2 separate regions of the Mus musculus genome follow, and region 2 is linked to region 1. A link is a loop called in an ENCODE intact Hi-C map of the cell type or tissue named here. Cell type or tissue: heart. All regions are shown on one strand. Links, peaks and the distances in the headings refer to the core of each region. The heading gives the core; the rest is flanking DNA. Region 1 overlaps Lmf1 (lipase maturation factor 1). Region 2 holds the start of Tekt4 (tektin 4).

Region 1 (11,482 bases), core at 2,193-10,192:
GCTCTATAGTTTGTTAGCAGGCTGGCAAGTCCTGACATTGGGGCTCTGGTAGAAGTGAGCAGCTAGGGTGGGTTGTGACTGGGGCCTCCCAGGTGAGGCACAGCACTGGATAATAACAGAGATGTTAGGCTGGAGAGATGGTTCAGGCGTTATGTGCACTTAGTACTTCTGTAGAGGAACCAAGTTTGGTTCCAAGCACCTACACAGAGGCTAACAACCACTTGTACCTCCAGCTCCAAGGGGATCCAGTGTCTTCTTCTAGCCTCTGCGGGTGTGTGGTGCAAAGATATGCATACAAGCAAAGCACACAGGCACATAAAATAAACATAAGTCAATCTTGAAAAGAAGGTGGCTGGTGTGATAGCACACGCCTTTAATCCCATATAGTGAGACCCCAGCTCAAAAAAAACAAAATAAAGTAATGGCAGCTCCCGAGGGCAGGGTTGGTGCGGCTGGTCAGGACACAAAGGTCCTGTGTGTCTCAGGGTGTGAAGCAAGATGTGCATAGCTGCTTCAGAGAACCCTTTCTTCTCCAGTGCTTCAGGGAACTTCAGGGAATAATGGTAGTTAGTTATTACTAAGGTGATATCTAGAGAAGGCATTTGGGAGAAGTACTGGAGGCCCCTCCCCAGTGTGCATCTTAGAGTCCTGTGGCCCACTGAGCGGCACGGAGGTGTGTTCATTGGACAGGGCAGGCAGTGTAGCAAGTACAGGGCACTGGACTAGTAAAGCATTTGGATGCTCCCAGCCCACACCAGTTGATAATCACTAGCGAGTGTCTGAAGCCAGCCCCCAAGTGGCCAGGAAGCTGAGAGCCTGGGGACTTACACGTAAGGTGGCCCAACTCTAGAGTCCCACAATAAAAGACAACGATGCTTTGTAAGGGGAGAGTGAGGGGGTGGGGGAGGGTGTCTTTACTGACCTGCAGTTCTACCCAAGGACGCCACAGGGGGCACCTTGACCCCACTGCAGTTACCCATGCTGTGCTTGTGTGTCTGGGCCACACCCTGCCTATCCTATGTGGCTTCAGATGTGAGGCCTGAGTCCCAAGTCACTGTCGGGTCTATGTTCTTAGTCTCACCTACTGAGTGTTCCCTGCAGTTGGAGAAAAGGGGATCCATTGGCAAATGCAAGGCCATCAGTCTGCTGCCACAGTAAATGTTTCCCCTCATTTTTAGTTCCCGCTGAGTGCTTCCCCTCATTTTTAGTTCCCTGAGTAGACAGATACCTGTGTATCTGCTAAACTGTTCAGCTGAGCTGACAGCGTCTTTCCCACACAGCTGAGAGCAGGATCACTGTGGCTGGTCGGGACACAATAGTCCAGGATGTTTGTATCTATTTCTTATTTCTGTATCAACATCCCCCAGGGAACCCTGTGTTCTCCAGTGCTTCCGGGAACAAACCCTCTTTTCTTAATGAACACTGCTTATCTGAAATTGCAACAAGATTACTTTTTTGTCTGGTTATGAATATGGAAACCTTGAGGCCTTGACTCCTGTATCTGTATGGGATCCTTGCTCCTTGGTGTAGAGGGTTCTGGCAATGACTGGTAAAAGTCAAGTCTGAGGCACTCTGTGTGCTCGGTGCCAGCACTCTCCGGAGCTGTGGCTGTGTCACAGGACAGGCACGATGAGAAGTAGCAAGTGTTCCACACATCTTCAGGCCACTGCTTGGCAGTGGCTGCCCCATCTTGGAATGTGGGCAGTGGGGTATCCCCGGGGTTCCAGGCACATAGCAGGGAAGGGGGTAAGATACAAAAGAACTTGGAATTCTTATGAACAGCAGAAGACCTTCAGGTGGTCGCCTCAGGAACTTAGAGGAAAACCCCTGCCTAGTCACCATTGGTCTGTGTCCTTGACTGCTGGCACTTACAAGCTCTATCTTACCTCGTGGTACAGCTACCTGGAAGCTGGTGGTGCTGCTGTATCCCTGCCTTCCATTTCTCTTGCTGTCACAGAGAACAAAGGCCCATCTGGGTAGGCAGCACAGGGCGGGCAGAGGTGCACCAGGTGAAGACTTTTCTAGAAGGGCTGGAGTGAGCTGCAGCCGGGAGGTGATGGCGACCCACACCTTTGATCCCAGCACTTGGGAAGCAGAGGCAGGCAGATCTGTGTAAGTTCAAGGCCAGCCTAGTCTACAGAGTGAGTTCCAGGACAGCCAGGGCTACACAGAGAAACCCTGTCTCCACACACACACACACACACACACACACACACACACACACACACACACACAAAGGAAAAAAAGAACACTGGCTGCTCTTCTAAAGCACCTGGGTTGAGATCACAGCACCCACTTAGGAGCTCACAACCATAAATAACTCCAGTTCTAGGGGATCAGCGCCCTCTTCTGGCCTCTATGGGCACTGCGCACACATGGAACACAGACATATAGGCACAATGCCCATATGCACAAAGTTATAAAGACTCTTCTGGAGTTTCTCTTCTCTGGCCCGATGTTGCCACCCACAGGAGCTGCAGATCTCCCAGTGAGCACCGTCTGTCAACCTGGCTGTGTGATTTTGACAGGGTTTCTCTGTGCAGCCCCCTGGCTGTCCTGGAACTCACTCTGTAGACTAGGCTGGCCTCGAACTCAGAAATCCGCCTGCCTCTGCCTCCCGAGTGCTGGGATTAACCACGCTCGGCTTCTGGCTGTGTGATCTTAATTGTACCAGTCATCTCTGTTTTACATGGAGGCTTCAGTGAACTAAGAGCCAAAATGTAGAGCTGCGGGCTGGTAGCTCTCTGTGGGGCTTTATCCCCACGAATCGTGATTTGACATGCACCGAGCTTCCGGAGCCCCGTACAGTGTGCTGCTCACTGTGTGTAGTATGTCTGTATTTGTATCTATTTGTTTATTCATTTCAAGAAAGAAGTCTTACCTATCTACCCCATACTGTTTTCAAACTCCTTATCCTCCCGTTTCACCCTACCAAATGCCAGTTTACAGGCATGCACCACCATACCCAGCTTAACATGAATATATTATATTAGTTAAAACTGAATCAATACAAATACCCATGGGTCAATACCAAAGTCCCACCAGCCCTCACTGGAGAACAAGGAAGCTCTGAGATACTCAAAGGCATTAGGTCTAGAAGGGTCTGTGGACAGGGCCTCGTGGGGGACACCCTCCGTTGTGCTAGCAACAGGGTCCCGGTCACCTCTGTTCTTGGGCAAGTGTGAGCAGTGATGTGGGGGGACTGGCCTTTTGTGTACACATCACCATTGCCAGTGAAGGATTCTGGGTAAGGAGGCCCTGCAGTGAGGTCTCATTTCAGGTGCCCTCCTATGTCTCAGACAATCACAGTTCCCCAACACACTCAAGTTTTTTATTAGTAATTTTTTGCTGTCTCTCTGAGAGGCCCCCCTTAGCTGTGGCAGCTTTGAGTTCCTCTCTGTCACCTGTCACTATCCCAGTACTATACTCTCATTTCTAGACAAATGCAGTTGCTGTGTGGGCTGCAGGTGAGTGGTGACTTGTCTGGGCAACATGCAGGTCAGAGACTGGGTTGGAAAAGAATTCCTCCTGTCCCCTGTGGATGTAGGAAACTCCTGTCCCCGAGGGACTGTGATTGCTGATGTCCCGTCACCTGGTTCTCTAGAACTGCAGTAGCCTTCCAGGCTGAGCCGCAGGGCTTCAGGTCTCCTGAAGGACAGGGCTGCTCCTGGCAGGCACCATCCCAGCACACTCTGTACACGCTGTGACTACTGTCCCCAGCTCAGTCACTGTCCCTGGCATGGGCCACTGTCTCCCCTGGGCTCCAGGCCATTGCTGAGCTCTGTGTGCACTGGGAAGGGTTTAGAGAGGGAACTGCAACCGTATCTCTGGGTCCTGAGTCCTGTACTCTGCCTGCAAAGTTTCCTCAGTCTTGTTCCCAGACTGTCTCCTAGGCATGGCCCGTGGGGGACAGGGAGCAACAGGATGACTGCTCTGGCTCCAAGGGCTGTCCTGGGGGAGATGGCTTGTGGGCATCATGCTAGAGGGGCTGCCTGCTGATAGGACTGGGGAGGGCCTGGGAGAAAACAGCATGATAGAGTCCAGCCAAGTAGCACAGCCTCCTCCAGCTAGGCTCTTGGGTGATAGATACTGTAAAGTCCTCAAGGTCCAGATAGGCAGTCAGGAAATGTGGCACATTCCGGAAGCCTCCGGAGGGTTTTAGACCACAAAACCCTTTTGTATGTCCTTTGATTGTGGTGAATGGGGTATAGGCCTTGCCTCCCAAGCGATGCTTGGGCAGTGTAGGCCACACTCCACATTCTCGCTGCCTGAGCCCCTTGGCACACTGGTTTTTTTTTCTGGAGAGATCACACTATCTCTGGTGACTGTAAGGAAGGGAGACCAGGCTGCTCTGTGAGTATGGGATTGTGAGAAGCCCTGTGCCTTAGGGGAGCACACAGGTTTGGGGTAACTAGAGGCCTTTGATGTCCTCTAGGTCCCACCACCACCACTCAGGCCAGCACGAATCTAATACTCTAAGGATATCCCAGGTATGAAGGTCCCTGGGTCGCAGAGAAGGATTCTAGAAGACCCTTTGCCATCTCTGTTTCGGTCCAACATGGTCAGGATAAGAACCGGGCACCTTAGCGTTTGGATGAGTCCGGGTTCCTTCATTTCAGTAAGAAGCTGTGCCTCACCAGCTGAGGACAGAAGTTCTGCTGTGTCAGCTTCCCCCGGCAGTGTCCGGATGCAGGGATGCACAGAGGCACTTGGGCATTTGCCTTGGATCATGTGCAACCCATTAGCTGTAAACACACCGTGAGCTCACGTGAGGACAGCTTTAAAGCATGTAACCCGAGAAAGCTTCAAGCCAGTGGGTAAGTCACAGGGGAGAGAGGCCAGGGGTCTGCAGGAGCAGCCATGGCTCCCATGCAGTCCACAAGGGCCCAGGCCTCACGGCAGCACGCACGGCAGGAACGGTACCCACAGATTATCTCGTGAGTTCTGTGCTTTTCCATATCTTTTCCATAGTCTAATGATTCAGGGAGCTTTGTCCATGCCAAGTGGAGAGCTCGGTCTGCTGTCAGGCCATCCTTGGCAGGCCCTGGGCCACATGGGATGTTTACACGCCGGGGACACTCGTGTTTCCCTTCGTGGCAGCGCCTCCTGCCAGCCGTTGTGAATTAAATGCTCCATGTGACCCTTCACCCTTGCCGCTCTTAAACTCATGCTTTAAAAACAGCTTAATGAGGGGTTTACTGGCCCAATTGGAAGTTTTTATTAAGACCCATTAGTGAGGGAGCAGAGCTGCCTGCAGGAAGTGATTAGCACGGTGGCCAGGCCCAGCAGGTTCCATGAAACTGTTTCCAGACCTGTGGCTGACACTGCAACGGCCTGCATGCCCTCTGCTGCAGTTTACAGTCTTTTGCTCTGCTCTACTCCCAGCCCCAGTGCTCCAGGAAAGCAGTTTCCTTAATTAAGTTATCCTCACAGTCAGCGGCAGCCTCAATGGCCAGGCCAGCCTTAAGCGCGGGAGCTGCCATCAGCAAGCCAACCTAGGTCTCCTTCCTGGGGCCTGTCTCTATTGACTTAACCTCTTGGTATGTCACTAGGGGAGGACCAACCTCACAGAGCTCATTTCCTGAAAATGTCAACTCAGGATGACAGCAGGCCCTCTGTCCCAGTACCATGTCCCATCACATCCTTCACGAGAGCCCAGAAAAATCTGGTTCCAGCACGGGAGGACCACTGTGTGGCATGTTGGCTGTAGACTGCCTCAGTCAACCATTTGGTAGGGGCCTAGGGTCAGTGTTTACCCAAATGGGGACATGAGATCAGATTCTCACACACACACACACACACACACACACCCGCACCCCTCCCCTGTGTATCTCTCCCTTGCTCCCTTCCTTCCCCCTTTTTCTGATTTAAATCTAGTGGAAAAAAAATCACTAATTGAATCTGAAAGAGAATGTTTCCATATGGGATGGTTCACGCCTTTAATCCTAGCAGGCTGGAGACTGAGGCACAAGGAGTGCTGGGACAGTTTGCAGAGTGAGACCCCTGTCTCTAATTGCCTAGCATCCGGAAGCCCTGGCTTTGAGTCATGCCTGTATTCCCCACACTCTGGAGGGGCAGCCCAGTTCGAGGTCACCTTGAGGCTAGCCTGGGCTACTGGGTGTTCCTTATTCCTTGTTGCTCACTCGGGGTCCCGCCTGCTTCTACTCCCACTTCCCAAACGTGGTGGTTCCCTTTAATGAACAGAGTTCCGAGACTTAGAAAAAGAGCTGCTTCACTCGAGTCCTGGGGCTGCTGGATGGGCTTTATCTGGAATTCCTCCGGCTCGCCTCTTAGTTTTATTTTTGCCAGATTGTTTGGAGATGGGGTGTGTCTGGGGTAGAAAGTTGTCTCCATCCCCAATCACTCTCAAGGACAGCTGAGCCCAGCGGACTTGGTCTCAGTTCCCTATAGTGATGATCTGTCAGATTTCAAGTTTGTTCCTTCTGAAGCTGCCTTTGGTTGCTGAGTGGCCTCACCCATCAAGCCGTCTGTCCATCTTGCTCTCTGGCTCACCACCAGTCTCTCACTCTCCAGCACCAGGCCATCTTTGCTTGTTTCTCTTCTGCTCCCCGTAGGCAGAACAGGCAGAAACTCCTCTCTTGTGGTCCTGGAAGAACTGGCTTTATTTATCAGATTTTTAAGAGTTTAAATAAAAATTTGCTTTATGTTGCTGGGAACCTGGGTTTGTGCAGCACCATGCAAATGCCCCGCCCTCTGCTGTGCACCAGCTCTGATAAGGAAAGGGTTTATTGTCCAGTGTTTGGAGCTGACAGCTTAGGTGATGCACCACTGTCTGACTCCTCCCTGGTAGTAGCAGTGCACACACAGATGACCACTGCCCTCTAGCTGTATCCCTGTTCCACCCTGATGACAGTCACTGTCGTTCTGTAACCTTCAGCACCGATGCCACTTTGGACAGGTGCCATCCAAAGAGACAGACAGCAATGCCGTGTGTGTAGGGAGTTATAAATTATCTTCTGCTTATCAGCTTCTGGATTCCTTATACTCTGGCTAGACCATGACCTAAAAAGTATCCTTTTAATAGCTAAAAACAAAGAAGTTAGGTGTGCGCATGGACGTGCTCAACCCAGATCCTGCTCTCCCCACCAGATAAACCCCCTGATCTCTGCTAGCACTTACTCTGGTATTTGCAGCATGTTTCTCATTTAAAAAATTATTATTTGTATGTGTGTGTCTGTGATGTGTGTGAGCACTCACGTACTGTAGCACACATGAAGAGGTCAGAGGACAACTTTGTGGAGTGAGTTGTTTGTTTCTCTTTCTTTCTTTCTTTCTTTCTTTCTTTCTTTCTTTCTTTCTTTCTTTCTTTCTTTCTTTCTTTCTCCCTTTCTTTCTGCCTCCATATGGTAGCTTGGTTTCATTTCTGTTACTGTGATCAGATATACTGATCAAAGCTACACAGTAGAGGAAATGGTTTATTCAGCTTACAACTCTCAAGTTGCGATCCACCATTTCAGGAGCACAAGGAGCCATCACATCATATCCACAATCAAGAACAGAGAGAGAATAAATACATCTGTGCTGTCGACGGCTTTCTCTGCCCCCACCCCCAGAAGTGAGATTTACTTGTTTCTTCACGCTTGGTGGAGAAAGTTCAGCGGCGCCAGCCTAGGGGATGGTGCCACCAACAATGGACTGGTTTTTCTTCATCAATGAAGCATCAAGATAATCCCCACAGTTATGTCCACAGGCTGACTCGGTCGTGACAGTTCCTCAATTGAGACTCTCGCCACAGTTAATTCTAGGCTCTGGCAAGTTGATATTTAAAACTGCCCATCAAACACCTTTACCATCTTTAGCCATCTTGCCAGTCCCCGAATTTGTATTTCCAGTGAGGTCTGTGCATGGTTCGATCTTGGTGTGGCCCTTTTAGACATTGCTCGTGTACTGCCTGTCAGGAGTAGCAAGGACCCCTCACAGGCCCTTCATGCCATTTCCAACATCCTACCAGAACTATGTCACAGACATCGTTTATACTTGACTTTAGTCCAAGGACCAAGAAGTGGTTCAGATATAATTGCTACTGGTTTGCAATACACACAATCTGTGCGTTATTGTGTCTCTGCAAATATTGTTGCCTTCTGGGCCAGATAGAGAGCTGCAACTATTTTGTCTGTTCACTTTTGCCTCCCTCCCACCCCTGCCCCTGACATCGAGAATTGGTCCTCCTTTGGTGGTTAAGTTTTTCATCTCTGATCTTATCTCACCAACTTATTCTAAACTTTCCAGTGGAACTGCTTAACCCTCTTGATATCTTCATTTTACAGGAAGCACGTTACACAATCTATGCTTCTTTCTCCCCATGCTGTGGAGGTTTCTCTCTGTAGCCTCTCTAGTGCCACTCGACTAGATGTGTTTTCGACATTTGGGTTTGGAGATCGTGGGGCAGGCAGGTTAGCTGCCTTTGCCTGATTCTCTTCCACTAGTTGGTCTGCCCCTCTCTGCTTCCTAGAGATCCGTGTAATCCTCAGGTATTGGTGTCTCGCTGAAAACAAACCTCAGCGTCAACAAGCACTTTTTCCACTTCCACGACCTTCTCCCCCTCCAGACCTAGTGCAGTATTCTTTTGAAGAGCCATCTGTTAGCGCCCCCCCCCACGCCCGCATCCACAGGAGACATCTGACAGCAGCAGGTCAGTGGGATCCTCATCTCCTTACCCAGCTTGCAACTATTTGTCTGAGGCAAGGCAGGCCATCCTGTGTGCTTCTTGCCCACTAAGTGCCCCCCACCCTGTGCAAGTGTGATGTCCTGGTTGCATCAGGCAGCTGAGAGGCTAGAGCAGTGCTTTGGTCTCTTCAGACGCCATCAAGATCGCCAGCTGGCCTGGCCCCTCCAGCACCTGTGTGTCCCCTGTACTTCCTGCCTCCCAGGCTCCTTGGTAGCCGTGGGTGAACACTGCCAGCAAGCCTGCCTTTTGCCAGTGTGAGGAACAGGAAGAGACTCTGCTGGCTGCCCCAGCTAGTGTCCACATGCCAGTGTCTGCTGCAAATGCTTTGATGTTCTTGAAACAGAGACTCTTAAAGAGGAAGCCCTGCTCCCTGCTGTCACAATGGCAGCTCTTGTGTGTGCATCTGTAGGAGGAGATGGCCACTGATGTGGTTTGGCTACCGCTAATGGCTCTGAAGTGGGTAACAGGTCCTTCTAGACAGTCCCTGTCCTCTGGTCCAGCATACTATGCCTTCTTTCCAAGTATGATCACTACGTGTGTTACCGGTGTCGGCCGCCTCTTAGGCATGCATCTCCACGGCTGGCACACTGTAGCTGGTTTTCTGTTTGGTCCTCGCCATGATAGACATCTCTAGGGCATTCATAGGCTGACTGTGAGGAGAAGTCAGAGATGAGGTGAGCTTTATTCTTATTGCTGTTGCATGTTCCTGATGTGTGCGTGATGTGTGTATGTAGTGCAGGTGCACGCGGGCCTTGGTGTGCATGTGGATGGAGATTCAAGGACAGTTCTCTAGAGTCAGGTCACCCTTCCACATGGCTTCTGGGGATCGGGTTTAGATTGTCAGCCTTGCACAGCAAGTGCTTTTACCCCTGCTCCACTTTGCTAGTCCCCAGAGGCAAACATCTGTGTGCTATCTATGAGCACTATGTGGCTTCTGTATTGGCTGCCTACTCCTCCCCTCTGTCCCTGAGGACTGCCAAGCAAATATTCCCCACCCCACAGCCTGGCTTTATCCTTCCACATATATCCTGTGATATGAATTCTACCCGTGAGTCTCTGCATCTCTGTGCCTGCCTGTCTTCCTACTACTGTCTGCCCCTTGAGGCTGGGCATTGCCTCACCATAGCAAGATCCCTGTCCTTGTGCAAAAGAAGGGGGCATCTGCTCTTGTCTTTACCTAGAAAGACGTGTGCACCTTCCCTGAGTCACTGCAGCCCAGGGACTTGGCAGGGCCGGCGTGGCTCATTGAGGCACTGGATCACCTGTTGTCTCCAGTTTTTCAACAAAATGTTTCTAAGCCAGAACTGCTGACCAGTAGAAGAGTGGACCTGGGGTTCCCGAGAAGTGTGCAAAAAAAGTGTGTACCACTATCAGGCTTGCTGGCCTCAGGGACAGGCCACAGCCTGAGTATGATATGGATCTGTCTCAGCTCTGTCAGCCAATTAAGTGGAGACCCATAGTCAGCGGTTCAATCCACTAATAGCTAAATGCAAGATGACGATCAAAAGCCACTGTGAGGAGCAACATGTGCCGTAGGCAACCACAGGGACTCAGGCAGGCTGTGAGACACAGATGACTGCAGCAGGAGCACCTGTAGGGCCACGGAGTTTCTGTCTGTCTCTTAGGGTCATTTCCCTTTGACATCCCACAGAGGTCACCGTGCTCACACCTCTACACTACATAGGAACCCTGGGATTGAGCCAGTCACACACTGAGGTCCCATCAGTGTCTCTGCCACAGGGACATCTGAGGGCCAGCCTGGTGGAGTGGTACACTTAACCTGGCTAGGGTGGTAACTACAGGGCCAAGCAGGCAGATCCAAAACTCCCTTCTGTGGCTGAAGGTGGGGAGCGAGGGGTGTGTTGTGTGTGTCTCACTCTTCTAGGGGCTGCCGTCTCACTGGTCACTTTAAACAGTACACACTCACCATCAGAGATTTCTAGACTCGCCCAGGTCCTAGCTGCAATGCAGCTGTCAGATGTCCAGTTACCCACCACCTTATTTATCAAGTAGCACCCACTCTGGGAAGTGCAGCTCTGCTGGTTTCATGGCAGGACCTCTTTGGCATCCAAGGGCCAGCCGACTTCTATGTTGAGGCCTGCTCTCTTCCCAGGTTGCTCCCAAGATAAAGGTGCAAGCTCCTGGTTCCCTTGTGCCCCATAGTGGTCAGGTGTGTCCCAACCAACAACGGCACTGTGACACTAGCCTTGTGCCTGGAAAAACAGTGCCAGCAACACCTTAGAAGATGAACTTGCAATAGCGCCACACTATTACAGAGGAACTGCAGAGAGAGTCAGTGCTGCTGGCATCAGTGAGTGGCACGGAGAAACCAGCCTCAGACCCTGACGGCCAACTATAGACCACTACTGGAGTCGCCATGCCATCAGCTTCCTGTGTCCTTCACTCTTAGTCCTTGTCCCCCAGGCTCCTGTTGACTTCCCATGTTGGCAACTGTGTAGTCCACTCCTGGTAGCATGTTCTGCAGAATGTGCCTCAGATTGGGTCCATCCCATGCTTCCTAGTGGATAAACTGGATGTTGGGCTTGGGAGGATCCCTCCTCCCCACCCCGCCCCTTCCAGGGAGAGCTTCCACACTTACCTGACGTTTCCTTGTTAAGATATTCCTGCTTAGTGTTCCTGTGTCCAGTTACAGCTTCCCAAAGGAGGCAGGTACCTGAGTCAGTCCCTTAGTGATGGGGACCCCAAGCCACTTGGAGGGGTGTCACATGGTTTATATGAGTTGAAGCCACACACATTGTAGAGGGTTAAGGGTGGTTCATCCAGGTCACACTG
Region 2 (11,482 bases), core at 1-8,000, 120 kb before region 1:
AGGATTGACATGGAGTGTGAAGTGAGTGAGGGGCTAACTGCTAGGGAGTCAGCACAGGGTCGGGGCGGGGGGGGGGCGGGGAGGAATGCACAGCCTGGACAGAGGTGTGTGGGTGAAACCAAGCCTGTGCACTGAGCAGAGAGAGCCTGAGGTTCTCGAGGCGGGAAACGGGATAGGACAGTGGGGAGAGGAGAGGCTGAGGGGCTGTGGCAGTAGACCCTGTGCTGGCTAAGGGTGTGGATTTCTTTCAGAGAGGACCTAGTATGTGAGGAGCCTCTGGGGAAGACCAGGTGGGAGGGGAGGGAGGAAGACCACAGAATGGTCAGGAACTAGGAATAGGTGGCTGGCACATTCTGCAGTCAATGTCGCCCTCTCTTGGTCACACTGGCTATCGACTAGGGTTTCTTAATGCCCAGGTTGGATGGCAGGATTTCCTATCTAACTAGTGTCCTGGGAACAACTGCCCAGACAGAAAGTGCCTCCCCTTTTTGAGCAGATCAGGATACGTGACTCCAGATACATTCAGTGGGTGAACCCCCTTCAGAACACTGACCCAAATCCCCAGGAGGCTCTGATCTAAGTCCAGCTATGGGATACAGGAAGAAGAAGAGGGGCTGGCCCTTACACAGTGGCCCTGGGAATAGATGGGGTCAGGGTGGCTGTGGATACTCTCATGGGTTCAGGTCCCAAAGTGAGTCCTGGAGGCTGAGGTAGGGTGGATGTTTGGTCCTCTGGGCCTGCATGCGGGGTTCAGACCACATGCGCAATGGGCCAAGTTGTGGAGTCCTAGGGTGGCTTAGGGTAATGTTGAGGATGAGAGGCACTTCTCAGGCTGAGGAACCTGCTCACATTTCCATGGCCCCCACCTCCCACAGATCACCCAAAGGGGTCGTTAAGTAGGCAGAACCTCCTCCGTCCTCCTCCAGCAGGGCAAAGCCCACACTCAGGACCAGATCATGGAAGAACATCTCAGAAAAGGAGCCAAGGAGCCAGGGAGGAGGGCAGGGGTGTCAGGGACCTTGGAGCCTTCACTACCCCAGCCCTGGACCTCAAGACCCTTCATACCCCAGCCCTGGACCCCAAGGCCCTTCACTACCCCAGCCCTGGACCCCAAGGCCCTTCACTACCCCAGCCCTGGAGCCCAAGGGTCCCAGGGAACAAGTCCTGAGCCTCTGTGGCTCGGATCACAGTGTGGTGAAGAGTTGAGAGTTGGGGATTGCCTGTGTGTGTGTGTGTGTGTCTGTGTGTGTGTGTGTGTGAAAGAGAGAGAGAGAGAGAGCTTGTGCATGCGCACGCACATGGGCATATGAGTATTTGTGTGCATTGGAAACCTTAGGGGACATTTCTCAAGCACCATCCATTTTGGGGTTTTGTCTGTTTTTGTTGTTATTGGGGGTTTTGTTTGAGATGGGGGTCCTGCTATATAGCCCAGACCAAGCTGGAACTCACTACGTAGACCGTGCTATCCTTGAAATCAGAGAGCTCCACTTGTCTCTGCCTCCTGAGTGCTGGCATTAGAAGTATTTGCCACTATGCCTGGCCAACCTTATTTTCAACAAGGTCTTTCACTCGTCAAATACAGTTGGGCTGGTTGGCCTGTGAACACCACAGATTAACCGTTTCTGCCGTCCCAGTGCAGGGATTGCAAGCATATGCCACCACACCCATCCCCCCCTGCCCCCACCTGTGTCCTGGGAAACAAACTCATGTTCTTGCGAGGCAAACATTTTTACCTTTTACCCAGCTATGTTCCCAGACACTGCTTGGCCCTTTAAGAGGGCAGTTCTGCTCCTCCCCCTTGAGTGACCCTGTTGCTCAGCAACAGGAGGCAGTTGGTGTATACAATGTTCCTTAGGCAACCAGGAACCTTGCTTGGGACAGAGTGACCAGTACTGCTCCATTGATCGTGCCTGGACAATTGCCCAGTGACCCTCTCTTCATTCCGCCTCCCTTCCTGCTTAGCCAGGCAGTGGGTACCATGGCCCAAACGGGCGTGCTCCTGACCAAGGAGCCGGCCCCACAGTCAATAGATGTCTGTGAGCTTCCGCGCAAAGAATATGAAGTGGCCTGCAATACTGGCGCCTACACGTCCTCGGGTCTGGCCACCGCTGGCTTCCGCACAGCCAAATACCTGAGGGACGAGTGGTTTCAGAACTCTTATGCCCGCTACCACCAGGCCTTCGCAGACCGGGACTACTCTGAGCGGCAGCGGCATGAGAGCGGGCAGCTGGTAGCCGAGACTGGGGCACTGGCCCAGCGCACACAACTTGACTCCACAAGAAAGGTGGGAGAGCGCCTGGAGGACATGCATTGCTGGAAGTCAGAGCTGCAGCGAGAGATAGACGAGCTGTCTTCCGAGACGGACCTGATGATGGCCCAGAAGCTGCGGCTACAGCGCGCCTTGGATGCCACCTCCGTGCCTTACTCCATTGCTACTGACAACCTGCAGTGCAGAGAACGCCGCCAGCACCCAGACCTTGTCCGGGACTATGTGGAGGTGGAGCTACTGAAGGTGCAACCAGTGGCTCGGGCTCAGCGTGGGAGGCAGGCTCTGGCTCTCATAGAGATAACACAGGGCCTTAGGGTTCACACAGCACTGTGCCTATGCAGGACTCCTGATCCTTCAGATAGCGGAATTTCTACCACATCCAAGTAACTTTCTCTCTTGTGGGATTCCTTCCAGCCCATAAGATTTCAAAGACGTTCAGTCTGACTCTGAGGGGATTTTTGTTGTCGGTGGTGGTGGGCTTTGGGCTTTTTTGTTTGTCTGTTTTCCAAGACAGGATTTCTCAGTGTATCTCTGTCTGTCCTGGAACTCACTCTGTAGACCAAAGCTGGCCTCAAACTAGGAGATTTACCTGCCTCTGCCTCCCAAGTGCTGGGATTAAAGGCGTGCGCCACATTCTTCTGGCTGAGGTTGTTTTGTTTTTGGCTAAGCCAAAGGCTCCCCCGTACCACCATGCATGCCCCTTGCAGTGCTATTGGTGTTCAGGGTAGAAAGCCGGGCCAGCCAGTGTTGCATGTATGGAGGGCTTGTGGATGCCCATGGCATCTGCTCTCTCTCCCCAGAGCCCCAGAACCCCAGAGCCTGAGCTTCAATGTTCTCCTAGTATACACTATAATCCCAGTGTCAGGGAAACTGAGGAAGGAACACGAGCTCCAGGCCAGCCTGGACTACATATGAGACTCTTAAACAAACACCAAAACCCAAACTGAACCGAAAACAAACCCTGCCACGTCCCCCTCCCTTCATCGGGTACCTTTCCCTCAAACCCCAGCGCAGCTTGCTTTGGGGAGTCTTGTGTGATTATGGGGCCACTCAGCCTGGGTGCCACACAACTGGGAATTCCTCAGAGCTGGCGCCTCCTGTGGTAGCCTCAGGCCCATGGGCAAGGATGAATGATGGAGCTGGGGAATAAACCGCCAGGCTGGGGCCCCAGAGAACTCCTGTCCTACCCCTAGGCCTTGCCCACTTCGGCCAGTGGGTGCAGAGATGGGAGAGGGACCGAGGACACTGGACACTGGAGATCATGGCCCAGGTGGGTTTGAGCACAAGATAATCCTGGCACCCAGAAAATGTTGGGGTTAAAGGAAACTTAGAGTTTCCTACCTATTCTTGGTGGGAAGTGGGCAGACAGAGGGCATCTGATGTCCCGTGGGCTTGAGTTCCTCAGAGGCAGTATAGAGCTCGATATAAGGCTGGTATGCTCCTCAGGAAACTGTGGGAGTTTTGGGGATGATCCCAGAGTCTGGACAGCTGTCTTAGGTGACCCAACAGCAAAAAGATACCCTTTAGAGGAGACACTCACTTGCAACATGCTAACACTACCCGGAGTGAACGTCGCACACAAGGGCTGAACCTTTTTCTGGGGGTGGAGGGGGGACAGAGATTAAGGCAAAAAGTCAATGCTGGTGAGGTCCATACCTTGGCTCCTGCTGAGTCCCCGAGTCTCTGAGCAGGGTTGCTCAGAGAGGACCGGTCTCATTTCCAGGAAACCGAGCTGATCAGGAACATCCAGGAACTCCTGAAGAGGACGATAGGACAAGCCGTGGACCAGATACGGTGGGTCACAGCAGCCCCTGAGGGACCCGAGGGCTGGACTCTGTCCCCAAGGCTGGTCTGAGGTGGAGGCAGGACAGGTAGGGACCTGACACTGTGGCTGAGAGGTCAGAAGGCTTCCAAATCTTAGCTAGTGGAATGCAGGCTCTGCTCAGCGAATACAACCATCTCCACTTTTGCTCTGGAACCTGGGCACTGCTGGCCATGGAAGGCTGTCTGAGCACAAACTGGAGCTGAAATGGGGCCTGCTTCCCAGGGCTCCCTGGCACACAGTGAGCCCTAAACCCCGCCCCCCCCCCTCATGCCCTCCAGGCTGAACAGGGAGCATAAGGAGTCGTGTGAGATGAACTGGTCGGACAAAGTGGAAGTCTACAACATTGACGATACCTGCTCCCGCTACACCAATGAGAGCACCCAGGTGCAGTTCTATCCGCATTCCAGCAAGTTCGAGGAGAGGTAGGATTCTAGGCTCTGTAACCCGTTTGTCCCTGCCACTCTCCGCTCTACTTCCAAAATCTGAGGAAGGACTCCTGCCCCCACGAGAACCTGGCCCAGCTCTCCTGGGGAACCTCTGTCTGCTGTTGGGGTGGACTAACTGGAAAGCCCCTTACTCAAGTGCCTGGCACCCACAATTCACACAGGGCTAGTGCCCTGTGGGTGGCCTGGAAAGCGTTTCTGCTCGTGACCAGTAGAGGGCAAGCAAAGGATCTCTAGAGGCATGGGAGAACCTCGGTATATCGGTGTGAGGGAGGAATCCGGGGTACACTGGGGATCGCTGACAGTGCGGGAGTCTCTGTGTGACTACACCCTGACCAGGCCGCAACTTCCACCCTCAGTGCTTCCACGCCCGAGACGTGGGCCAAGTTCAATCACGACAACCTGCTTCGAGCCGAGCGCGAGCGGCTAGCCTCGGTTAACCTGCGGAAGTTAATTGACTGCATCTTGCGGGATACGGCCGAGGACCTGCGGCTACAGTGCGATGCAGTGAACTCGGCTTTCTCAAGCCGCTGCCAAGAGCTGGACGACTCACTCCAGAAGCTGCAGTACCACCTTCGAAAGGTGGGAGCGCAGGGCTCGCCCGCCTTTGGACACGCCCACTTGTTTGAGCACATCAGGACACGCCTACCAGCGAGCCCATCCCATGCTTAGGATACACCTACTCACATCTGTGCATGTCTCCTTCTCGTGCTCGGACCCCACTCAAGCCACGCCCATCCCTTGCCTAGGACTTGGGTTCCCTTATCCACAGGGACCAGGGTTGCTATCCACTTTGCTTAAGTCACCACTTGGCTTCAAGAGTCCTTCTGTGACCAGCTCACCCTGAAGCAGACATCCATACACTTCTGTAGATTCTCTGATTTGATGTAAAAGCAGTTTTGGGGAGTGATCTTCTGGCACCTCCACTGCTGACCAGCAGGAGCTGTGTGCTATGGGGTTGGGAAGAAGATAGTATGGGAGCAGAGAGTGGTTTTGGGGTCCTGCTTCTAAATTCCCGTTGTGGCCTATCTAGCCTCTAAGACCTGACTTTTGTAGCCAGCATTAGAGAGCAAACAGACTGCCCCGACTCATGAGACCCGCTGAGAGCCTTGTACAGGGCTGCCCCTGGACACAGGCGGAGGACTCAGAGTGTCTTGTCAAGGCTGGGAGACTAAGGGCAACTGGTTTAGCCCATCCCACATGCTGGGTTAGGATAGGCAGGTGCCCTGTTTGCTCCAGAATTTGAGGCAGCCTCAGGTTCACATACTGCCCTTACAGACCCTGACGGAGATCACAGACCAGGAACACCAGATTGCAGCCTTGAAGCAGGCCATCAAGGACAAGGAGGCCCCTCTGCGTGTGGCCCAGACTCGCCTTTACCAGCGGTCACACCGGCCCAATGTGGAGTTGTGCCGGGACAATGCCCAGTTCAGGTACTGCTTGCTGTTTGAGCAGCCCTGGAAGGCTGGGGTCATCCTTGAGGCCCTTTAGTCTTACTCAGTACTTGAGGCTACCATGAGCCCCTCCTGCAGGATCAGTCCTACATATGAGCAGACATAGTGCTTGTGGGGAGGGCTCTGGAGGGGTTTTGAGTGTCAGAAACAGCACAGGATCCTGTGCAACACTCTGGGATGCTTTGCCTTCCTGGAAGAAGCCTAGAGTCTGGAAACCTAAGATTCATGAGGCCACAGGGCAGGGAAGCCTGGCAGGGCAATTCCAGTATGCCCTTCTAAGCATAAGCGTCTGTCTTCTTCCTTCTTCCTCTACCGTAATTTTGTTCTATAAATCAGTTTTCAGGATGCCATTGCTTATTTTCGCCACAAGGTGGCAGTGTTTCAAGACTCCCTTTCCCTGCTTCAGCGCAGCTGAGGGAGGCCCTCTTTGGACTAGAAACGAGGGCCTTTTTAACCCATGCAAGTTCCCAGGAATTTTTGCAACATTTGCCACTTTGGTGGAGTCTGTGTAAGCCTGTTGGGATCCTCTGTAGCGTCACTGCCCTTTCCTTTGTCTCTCCCCCAGCTTACTGTTCCTTTCCTTGCAGGTTGCTGAGCGAGGTGGAGGAGTTGAACATGTCCCTCAGAGCGTTAAAGGAGAAGCTTCAGGATGCGGAGCAGGCACTGCGGAACCTGGAGGATTCACGCATGAGTCTGGAGAAGGACATCGCAGTCAAGACCAACAGCCTCTTTATCGACCGCCAGAAGTGTATGACCCACCGCAACCGCTACCCCAGTGTCCTCCAGCTGGCTGGCTACCAGTGACTGGGGCTGGCACCTGGCCTCACTGCTTCATTCAAATAAAGAGCTCTTTAGTTTTCCGCCTAGAGTGGCGTGGGGCAGGGTGAAGAGGCTTTCGGTTGGACAGGTATTTCAGAACTGACACAGCCAGGCTTTGTCCAAGAGCCTATCATCTTCCACACTTCAGGGGAAATGGTCTGTCCAGGTGAGGCCAGGTACTCCCCCACAGCCCCACTTAGAGCCCCACCAAGCCTGGTTTCTCCTATGTCACCAGCAGTTCGAGGGACTTGTGTGTCTGTTGGGCATAGTGCATTGTTCTCTCTCCCTTTTATCTCCCAGGCCTGAGGCTTGGCTCACCTCCCTTTGATGACAATGGCTCTCCTGCAGTCAGCCCCACTCAGAGAAATTATCCAGGCAGAACCCCACCCCAATCACACCCAACTACTCCCCCCCCCCAAACTCAGCACTGCTCACTGTCCAGGGCTCCCAGGATGGAGCCAGGAGGGGCGTTAAACCCTGTGACTGTGACTCAGGGGTAGGGGGACTTGTTTCTTGTCCTGGACTGTTGGGGGAAGGGAGGGGAGTTATATGCCGCCACCACCACAAGCTACCCACACATAGATAGACACCAGACCCCATTCTGGCCCCTGCTCCCCTGTCTGGTGATATCTGCTCCAGGGGAAATTGCCACGTGTCCCCATGCTCCTTGCAGGTCAACATCTGGAGAGGTGGGTTTTACAGACATCAGAGTGTTCCTGGAAATCAAAGCCTGGAGAGGGATGTGGGACAGCTGTGTGGGGACAATTGAGGACAGACAGGGCTTCCTGGAGGTGGCAGCCTGGATTTCACAGCAGACACCACGGTGCTAGTTCTGGACCAGGGGAGAATGTAACCATATTGGGCTGATGGGGTGGTTTCTCATCTACTCTGGAGTTTACCTGGATCAGGCTCTTCAATTCCCTGGACACATTGTCCTTGGTTCCCTTGGGAGGATGTGTATGCAGTGGGCTCTTATCAGCTTCCTGAGAAGATGTGTGGTCCCTGAAAGAGTGGCCCAGTTCAGACAGAAAGGTCAGCCTAGGACCCTGCCACCAGCACCTACCTGCCAGACAACCCCAGTCCCGGGCCTTCGTTGCCGTAGCCTTTATCCTTTCTCTTCAGCCCCTGCAGTCAGGGGTGGGTGAGACATCGGGTCCTCCCTTCATTACACTATTCAGAGGACATGTCACCACGGAAACCATGCCACTTGTTACTGTTGTTGGTCACCACAGCGACAGCCAGAAAGCTGTGCCTGCTCTTTGGGGTGCCGTTAAAAATGTGCCCCGGGTACTGCTGCCATAGGATAGGTTTAGGGGTACATGACACCTGTGGGCCTGCACCCCGATACCTTATAGGTGAGAGGCTAGGAGCAGAGGCTGAAGGGCACTCGAGCTGCCCACTTGCCCCTGGCCTCTCCCAGGGAAGTAGAAACCATCCAGGAAGAGGATCAATCTGAGCTTCCTGGATGATTGAGAGGTGAGGCGGCCTCTCAGTCTCCATCGAGGCCATTCTGTTTGCTCCCATCAGCAGAGCAGGCAGGCTGCCTCTGACTCCCCAAGGATGGTGGTCTAGCAGTGGGATGGTGCACAGACTTGAAGGCAGGGCAGCTGGTCACTCTTTTAAGTATGCCATGTGTTACCCCACCACGGTGGGCCCTGCCATTTTATAACTGGAGAAAGCAAGGTGAGGAGGGCCTCTGGCCCCTCATGCTCACACCCCAAAGAGCTAGGAGATTAAACCCCCCACCTGTGGCCTCAGACACCTGGGCCATGCAAGTGAGCCTTACCCCTAGGGTCTGATTTCTTCAGGTGAAGCTGGTGACCACAAGGTAATGAGGAAGCTGCTGCCACTGTGAGACCATCCAGACACAAGCAGCCATTTCTTTGCTAGAGATCCCTGTAGCTTACTCCAGGAGAACCCCTCTGACTCCATGTCCCAGGCATAGGGAGATAACAGAGCAAGGATTCCAAGCTACCACAGCAAGCAGGAGGGTCGTCTGTCTGCCTTGGGATGTCCTTCTGCCACATGACCTTTCATGAGAAGACTCTAGTCAGTCCAGCTAGGTGCAGGCACTGACAGACCAAAGAAAGGGGTCCGGCCAAGTCCAGCTTAGTGAGCTGGGGAATTTACCGTATTACTTGTGGGTACCTGTCGGTACCCTAAGGCAGGTATACCATCTGGAGTTTCCTTGGGCAGCTTATGGGCAACTGCACCACTAAAGTGTCCCACCAGCAGCATGGATAGCTCTCAAAAACCCAAAGATTCCTCCAACACCACCCCAGCCAAGCTCTACCTCCTCTGGAGGACGGCAGTTTGCCATGAGGACCTCTGAGACTTCCCCCTCCGAGAGTCAGCCCATAGGCTGGATCTCAAGAGTCTCAGGCTGAGTGATTCAAGATAGCAGTGGTCATGTCCAAGCTAAGGAGACTGCCATGTAACGCCATCTGCCCCATCTGGGTCCATGGTTTAAAGTTGAAAGAGGAAACACAGGTGCTCTCCCAAGGGCTGTGCTGTCCAGGGATGTCTATGGGACAAGTGTTGGATTGCTTGAACTTTTCCTGGGGGTTTGGAGGACACTTTCTCTCCTCTCCCCACCCCACCCTCTCTCTGCTGCTTCCCCCCCACCCCTGTATAGGGCACTAACCACAGACCAAAGTATGGATCCACCCAGTTCTAGCTTGTCAAGGCAATGAGTATGTTAAATGGCTTTACCTACAGAACATGGGTGAGGGGTTACTTACAGCCACGTGGGCACACCCTCACCCCAACAGCTGCATCACTGAACCATCTCACCCCTGCACAGCTGCCACCTCACACCACTCCATCCCCGAGGTAACCCTGATGTTCTATATACTCTAACATCTCCTGAGCCACTGAGACTGCACACAGCTGACACGAAGGGGTAGGAAGGAAGGGCTGAGGTCACTGTTGAGGAGTGTGGAACCCTCCCACCCTCTCCTTTGATGAGGAAAGTCAGCAGCTCCGATCGTGAGGGTCACACATAAGCGTTCACAGCTTCTCTGTTGGCAATGCTAAGAACTGTTATGGCTGAAGGAGAGGATTCCATAGCAGGCGGGCATGACCTGTTGGAGGAGAAGTGGAAAGAAAGGGCCATGGCCAGCTTCCCCAGCCCCATGTGACCATCAAGGGACCCCAGTGTCTCAGAGTCAACCCTGTGTTCCATCTAGAACACTGAATGGCTGAGCCTGGATACAGGCTGCCCTGCCTTACCTGGGTTGCCCCTCAGCTTCCCTCCAACCACACAGGTCTCCTTGCCTAGTGAGCCACCTGTCTGGACCACATGGTCACTCTCTTGGAAACCAAGAATTGATCCTATGGCTCTAACTATGGACCTATTACCCATTCTGCCTTGAACTGGCTGCTGTGGGGTCTGTCTTTGTGCACGTGGCCTCAGGCCCCTCCTCCTGTCACTTAGTCCATGCCCTGAACTGGGGGCCTGGACAAACTTCTGATGCTCACCAAGTTATCTCTGCTAAGTTACCCCATCACCTTCCTGGACTACTGATCACCTCTATGGGGGGAGGGGGAGGGTGTTATTCATAGAGTGTTAAGTTGCTAAGTCTCTGATGCCTGGGCACCCCAGCTGCCCTCTCTGGCACAAGCTTCCAGGCTCCCAGTGCTGTACCATAGAGAGCAAACCTTTGCAGGCTTCTGGGCAAGGGACGGCAAAGCGTGTGCATAGTTTTTCCCTGGCACAGCAGGACATCTACCGCTGGGGGCCATGACACCCTGTCGTCACGGTGATGCTGGTGGCTGCTCTCAGCCAGAGCTATTTCTGGCCTGAGACTCGATGTCCTGTTCACTGAGTCACCCTGAATGCTGACCCCTCTGCTCAGCATCCATAGACACATACGTCTGTCCCCTGACCAGAGAGACAGCCCTGCCCCCCACGCCCCAGCAGATAGAGACTTGAAAACCCCATACTGCTCCCTAGCCTTCAACTCCTGGAAAGGCTCTTCTCCTACATACTTTACCAACTGGGAGAGTCCCAGGTTACCCCATCAGAGGGCATATCTTCTTAGGGACCAGTGAGGGTGTCACAGAGAGAGGGACTCTGGGGGCTAGAGGTGACTGGGGCCAGTACTATCCCTCACTGATGTCACTGTCTTTTCTGCTATAGGGGTTGCACCTGGTCCTGCTGAGTTGCTGTGAAAGCCCATTTGTTCCAGAGACCAATGCTCAGACCTAGGTTGCCATCTTTCCTAGAAGACCACAGAGAAGGCTCCAGCCCTGGCACTAGCTACTTACTTCTTTCAGGGAGAATTCTCGACTGTTTTCATCAGCCAGGTCAAGCAGAGACGCTCCAGTAAGGGGGCCTGCAGGGCCTGACACAAGGTGATTCAGTCACTAGGGCTCTGTCTTCACACCTCCTCTGACTGAGTCACTGCAGCTGACAATGGGTGACAGCAGCTGCCCCCAGAGGGGCCTCTGTGTCCACTAGGTGCTGAGCTGGTGTGAGCTGTCATCAGTAGCCAGCAGTCATGGCTGCCCTTAGCTTCCACCAGCCTGTGCTCGCTCACCTGTGGCTAGCACTCAAGAGTTATCAGAGACACACATTCTGGGTCTCTCCCTCACCTCCTGTCCTCTTCCTGGCCAGCCGAGTAGATGCTCTTAAGGGGAGCCAGGAATGTGGCTGGACCCCAGCTACACC

What was found. A loop is a pair of places that touch in the nucleus more often than their neighbours do. Peaks named below come from ENCODE experiments on the same cell type or tissue, not always from the same donor. Only the 100,000 strongest peaks of a DNase experiment are listed, where the experiment ranks them.
Region 2: it touches region 1 in a loop (23-fold over the local background); 2 of 42 quality-filtered maps call a loop at or near these places.

Annotation. Positions count from the first base shown.
Region 1 is chr17:25,588,824-25,600,305 of GRCm38, forward strand. The region is part of intron 3 of Lmf1 (lipase maturation factor 1); the gene reads left to right. Among named protein-coding and RNA genes, the nearest start is that of Lmf1, 15 kb to the left of the region's middle. In heart, for the core only: CTCF peaks have their summits at 2,357 (motif pointing left) and 6,844; a DNase peak (open chromatin) is centred at 3,688; H3K27ac peaks cover 825 bases.
Region 2 is chr17:25,469,744-25,481,225 of GRCm38, forward strand. Tekt4 (tektin 4) reads left to right here and starts at 1,847. Exons shown (of 6, transcript NM_027951.1): 1 at 1,847-2,512; 2 at 3,993-4,063; 3 at 4,373-4,516; 4 at 4,897-5,119; 5 at 5,816-5,970; 6 at 6,579-6,851. The coding sequence starts at 1,979. The coding sequence ends at 6,795. In heart, for the core only: CTCF peaks have their summits at 381 (motif pointing left), 4,768 (motif pointing right), 5,085 and 6,347 (motif pointing right); DNase peaks (open chromatin) are centred at 4,798 and 5,148; H3K4me3 peaks cover 2,258 bases; H3K27ac peaks cover 2,599 bases; H3K27me3 peaks cover 3,782 bases.